Linked DNA regions of Homo sapiens: region 1 is linked to region 2. A link is a loop called in an ENCODE intact Hi-C map of the cell type or tissue named here. Cell type or tissue: mucosa of descending colon. All regions are shown on one strand. Each heading gives the region's core, and the rest is flanking DNA. Links, peaks and the distances in the headings are about the cores only.

Region 1 (2,911 bases), core at 259-2,758, 2.0 Mb after region 2:
AAGTGGATTGTTCATATTCCAAAAGAAAAGGAGAGGTTAAGCCAGGCGACTGGCATTGGCTATGTGCTAACTGCGTACTGAACACTGCGGCAAGCATATACATGTCACTGAGTTTACTTGTCACAGATTTGCCTTTAGTTATCTTGGATTGTGATCACTGGCCATCTCCATACTGCTTCACTCGCTTCGTTATCATCACTGCTGATTTTGGGGTCACGGCCTGCCATCCAGCTGGACAGAACACCCAGGCCATGTCCTTAGAAACTGGCCCTTCGGTGTCTGCAGGATGCCAGCCAGCACAGTTCTCAGAAGGAGACGGTGATCATTGTCCCTTCGAGGCTCCTTTCTCCATGAATGGAGGGAAGTGCAGAACCGGTCCGAATGGGCAGGATGGTGTCTGGAGTTTTGTTACCGAAACAGACAGGACTATTTTTCACCATAGGCTGAAGGGGAGGAGGATGGTGGACGGTGACCAAGCATCACCGAGCCCTTACTAGGTCTCGGGTACCATGCTAGGCACTTCCACCGGTGCTGCCACCATATCCGTCTCAGAGAGGCTCAACAGCTCGCCCCCACCATGCAGCTTGTCAGTAGCAGAACTGGACTCCAATCCAGGCCATTCTGGCTCCCCGGTCCGAGTTCTTCCCACCACTGTGCTTTGGCCAGAAATGTGCATCACTATTGTTAGAGCCGGTTGCCACGGAAACGGTGTCTCTGCCCTGCATCAGGCTGGCCACAGTCACCTCCCGCTCAGGAAGCAGCCCACAGACCCACCGAGTCAGGCACCAGCCAACGGGCGGGCCTGGCCTCTGTCCACCTCTGTCCACAACTGTGCTGTTTCTGGCTCTGAGGGCCCCTGAGACCGGGAAAAACAACAGCAAGTCCCCGTGGGGTCCTGACCAGATGAAGTCTCCCACTTTGCCTCGTCTGTCACCAGCCACAGCTACGCGGCGGGCGCACCATCATGCAGCAGCCACCCTTCCTGTTTTCCTCCTTCCCCAGAGAAGGATTGCTTCTTTTTTCTTTCTTCCATGCCCCTGTATTCTAATGGTAGCTCTCTCCCCGAGTGGTTGACAAGCACAACTGTGGCTGATGATATAATATGACTAATAATGGGGAAGCGGTGTGAATACCCAGAGGCCAAAGAGAAAATAAAACAGCGATGACAGTCGCTGCTACATTTACGGTATTTCTTTCCACCGAGGCCTGCGGGCTAGCCGCTGCTGGGGCGGGGGCCGGTCACGAGGAGTTGCTAGCAATAGGCTGCGTCCTGTTGTTGCACGAATGATCTCAACTCCTGCTCTGGGACAGGGGTTTGCTCGCTCATCAAATTACAGCAGGCTTGTGTCAGCTCCAGCTGGTAGCTGGGCAGCATTTGCACTCTGGGTGCCTCCTGGGAGAAGCCTGGAGCGCAACTCACTTCAGTAGGAAGGGAGGTAAATGAAAACCTGGAAGCTGCGACAGGAGCCCTCTACTGAGAAAAAGAAACTGCAGAAATCGGCCTAGGGCAACTCTCCGTAAGACAGAAGTTTTACAATGTTCATTTTCAGGTGATTTCTTTTTTCTTTTTTTTTTTTTTTTTTGAGACAGAGTCTTGTTCTGTTGCCCAGGCTGGCGTGCAGTGGCGTGATCTCGGCTCACTGCAACCTCCGCCTCCTGGGTTCAAGCGATTCTCCTGCCTCAGCCTCCTGAGTAGCTGGGACTACAGGCGCCCGCCACCACGCCCAGCTAATTTTTGTTTTAGTGGAGACTGGGTTTCACCATGTTGGCCAGGCTGGTCTCGAACTCCTGACCTCAGGTGATCCTCCTACCTCGGCCTCCTAAAGTGCTAGGATTACAGGCATAAGCCACCTCATTCAGCCTTTTTTAAAAATTTATTTTTATTTATTAAACATTTTTCAAAGTGGTAAAATATACATAAGATAAAATTGACCATTTTAATCATCTTTGAGCGTATAATTTTCAGCAGCACTAAGTTCATTCATATCGTGGTACAGCCTTCACCACCATTCACCTCCATAACTTTTCTCATTTTCCCTAAGTCCCCATTAAATACCAGCTCTCTGTCCCCCTCGCCCCAGGCCCTGGCACCCACCATTCTATGAATGCTTCCTGTCTCTACGAATTTGACTCCTCTAGATTCCTCATCTGAGTGGAATCATACAGTATTCGTCCTTTTGTGACTGCGACTCTTATTTCACTGAGCACAATGTCCTCAAGATTTATCCATCTTGTGGTCTGTGTCCGAATTTCCTTCCTTTTTAGGGCTGAATGATATTCCATTGTATGAACAGACCACATTTTGGGTTTGTTTGTTTTTCTTTTTTTGAAACGGAGTCTCACTCTGTCACCCAGGCTGGAGTGCAATGGCGCGATCTCGGCTTATTGCAGCCTCTGCCTCCCGGGATTCAAGTGATTCTCCTGCCTCAGCCTCCCAAGTAGCTGGAATTACAGGTGCATACCACCACACCTGGCTAATTTTTATATTTTTAGTAGAGATGGGGTTTCACCATGTTGCCCAGGCTGGTCTTGAACTCCTGACCTCAAGTGATCTGCCTGCCTCGGCCTCCCAAAGTGCCGGGATTACAGGCAAGAGCCACCATGCCGGGCCTGGTTTTCTGTTTTTTTGAAATAGGGTCTTGCTCTGTTGCCCAGGCTGGAGTGCAGCTGCGTGATCTCAGCTCACTGCAACCTCCCACCCCCCAGGCTCAAGTGGTCCTCCCATCTCAGCCTTCTGAGTAGCTGGGACTATAGGCATGCACCACCACATCCAGCTAATTTTTTTTTCTTTTTTGGTTGATATAGGATTTTGCCATGTTGCCCAGGCTGGGCTCAAACCCCTGGGCTCAAAAAATCTGCCATCCTTGGCCTCCCACAATGCTGGGATTACAGCCATGAGCCACTGCACCTG
Region 2 (2,911 bases), core at 251-2,750:
CGTGGGTCTACATTTCCTCTCTTATTTGTTTATTTATTTTTGAGATGGAGTCTCACTCTGTCGGCAGGCACGATCTCAGCTCACTGCAACCTCCACCTCCCTGGTTCAAGCAACTCTCCTGCCTCAACCTCTCAAGTAGCTGGGAATACACGCGCGTCCCACCATGCCCGGCTAATTTTTGTGTTTTTAGTAGAGACGAGGTTTCACCATGTTGGCCAGGCTGGTCTCGAACTCTTGACCTCAGGTGATCCAACTGTCTCAGACTCCCTCCCCTCTTATTTTTAAAATAACGTGCTTTCTTTATAAAATAATACATTTTTGGGTGGGACACGGTGGCTCACGCCTGTAGTCCCAACACTTTGGGAGCCCGAGGTGGGTGGATCACTTGAGGTCAGTAGTTCGAGACCAGCCTGGACAACATGGTGAAACCCCTGTCTCTACTAAAAATACAAAAATTAGCCGGGTGTGGTGGTGGGAGGCTGTACTCAGGAGGCTGAGGCAGGAGAGTTGCTTGAGCCCAGGAGGCGGAGTTTGCAGTGAGCTGAGATCGCGCCACTGCACTCCAGTCTAGGCAATAGAGCAAGACTCTATCTCAAAAAACCATAATAATAAAAACAAATAAATAAAATAATATATTTTCAGTATTAAAAATTGAAATGCGCATAAATCCAAATAAGAACATAAATATCTCCCACCCAGCATCAGTCACTATTGATGCTTGGTCTGTATTGAGGATCCCTGGGTGAGTTCACTAAACCTCCTATACCTTGGCACCACAGATACGTGGGGCAAATATTTTGCTGAGGCAGCTGTCCTGGGCCTAGGAGGATTCTGAGCAGCACCCCTGGTCTCCACCTGGTGTCCACCCACCAGAGACCAATAGCACCTCCACCAGGTGTGACCATCAGAAATGTCTCTAGACATTGCCAGTGTTCCACGGGGAGCCACATCAGCATACTCTTGTGCTTTCTGTCACTTACAACCAACAAGGCCTGGTTCATTCTAGGAACTCTTGCCTGGCATGTTTAGGTAATTGCCTGAGAGGGTCTGTAAGCAGGAGGGGCTGGTGGTTGGGGATGATGGACAGGCCCTTGCTGCTGCTCCTGTCAAGTGAACAGGAAATGAATGCAGAGTTGATGGAAAATGAAAAGGACAGATTTTGGGAGCAGATGGCTTGAACGATTTGGATTCTGCCATTCATCTGCCTGATGCAGCACGAGAGCACACCAGATAGGAGGGTTTAATTAGCAAATTCATAACAAGTCAGCACTTGGGGATGCTGGGAAGAAGGATGAGTTTTGGTGCCACTCCTTGTGCTGGATGGGACCGTCCAAGCTGTGTGACCGTGGGCAGTTACTTAGGTGAGCTTACAAGGTGAGCTTAACAGTTACTTCACCTTGTTCTTGGGCAGGTCACTTCATCCCAAAGGACACTGGTCTCCTCTGCTGTAAACCAGGGACCCTCTCATTCAAGGCCATTGCAAGCATTCATGAAAGGATAGAAAGCACCCAGGCCAGGGCCCAGTGCGAAGCAGAAGTGGAAGACATCAGCACTGATGGTGTCACCAGCATCGTTATTATCAATTTCCAATCATGTTAATAGCACTAAAACACAGGGTAACCCGGGGAACCTCCTTGGCACCCCCACACTCTGCCGGCTCCATAATCTTAGTGCCTGCTGTCAAGTGGGCATTCGGGTGACAGTGTGTCAAAATTCTGCACATTTGGGGTTCAAATGAAAACCAATGCATATTCTAGGGTTTGACAATGTCTTTGAAAAAAAGAAGATAAAAACTGCATGAGGTCAGAGGTTCCACTCAGAGGGAGCTGGCAACCTTCCCCCCACCAAGCGGCTCTCTACCCAATGCAGCACTTTGTGAAGTCAACCACGGAGGGCCAGGGAGCTGACCAGAACCTGGCAAGCACCTACCTTCCAATCACTTGGAATTCTGCTGGTCTGGGAGCGTGTGGAGCCCTGTGCCAGTCGCGTGGAGAATGCAGGGACAAACCCCGTCCCCAGGGTGCTCTGAGCCGCACTTCAGAGAGAGCAGCCCTGGGGGCAGAAGGGGCACTGCTTCTTCCAGCTGCAGACACCAGCTCTGCACTGCTCCTCAGAGCGTGTCCAGCACCGAACGACCTACAGCGTGGCATGGCGGTGATGTCACCAGGACCCTGCACGTGCTGTATTAATTCAGGCTGCCTTAACCCGGCACCACCGGGCAGCACAGACAACAGGGACTCACTATCTGACAGTTCTGGAGGCTGAAAGTCGGAGGCCAGGGCGTGGGCAGGGTTGGTTTCTCCTGAGGCCTCCTTGGTTCGTAGATGTCGCCTTCTCCCTGTGTCCACACACAGGCCACTCTTTGTGTGTCTGTCTCCTAATCTTTTCTTCTTATGAGGATTCCAGGCAGGCTGGACCAAGGCCCACTCTAACAACCTCATTTAACCTCAATCGCAGGTTACGTGAGGCCACTGTTGTAATGCTATGAAGGAATACCTGAGAGCAGGTAATGTATAGAGAAAAGAGGTTGAATTGACTCACGATCTGCTGGCTGCACACACATGGCGTCAGCATCTGCTCCTGGTGAGGCCTCAGGGAGCTCCCGCTCATGGCACAAGCCAAGGGGAAGCCAGTGCATCACATGGCAAGAGCCAGAGAGGGGAGGGAGGCACCACACTCTCGTAAACAACGAGAGCGCACGTGAACTCAGAGCCGGAACTCACTAATGACAGCGCGGGCAGCACAGAGCCGTTCATGAGGGATCGGCCCCCATGACCCCATCACCTCCCACCAGGTCCCATCTCAACACTGGGAATCATCTCATTTCAACATGAGACTTGGAGGGGACAAACATCCCGCCATACCACCCCTGTAAAGACCCTGTCTCCAGACACAGTCATCTTCTGAGGTC

The links. Hi-C counts contacts between places; a loop is a spot of excess contacts. Peaks named below come from ENCODE experiments on the same cell type or tissue, not always from the same donor. Only the 100,000 strongest peaks of a DNase experiment are listed, where the experiment ranks them.
Region 1: it touches region 2 in a loop (19-fold over the local background); 6 of 110 quality-filtered maps call a loop at or near these places.

Annotation. Positions count from the first base shown.
Region 1 is chr22:45,610,955-45,613,865 of GRCh38, reverse strand. No RefSeq gene overlaps it. Among named protein-coding and RNA genes, the nearest start is that of LINC01589, 6.8 kb to the right of the region's middle. In mucosa of descending colon, for the core only: no CTCF peak of the experiment used is centred there; a DNase peak (open chromatin) is centred at 1,281.
Region 2 is chr22:47,593,291-47,596,201 of GRCh38, reverse strand. No RefSeq gene overlaps it. Among named protein-coding and RNA genes, the nearest start is that of LINC00898, 37 kb to the left of the region's middle. In mucosa of descending colon, for the core only: no CTCF peak of the experiment used is centred there; no DNase peak of the experiment used is centred there.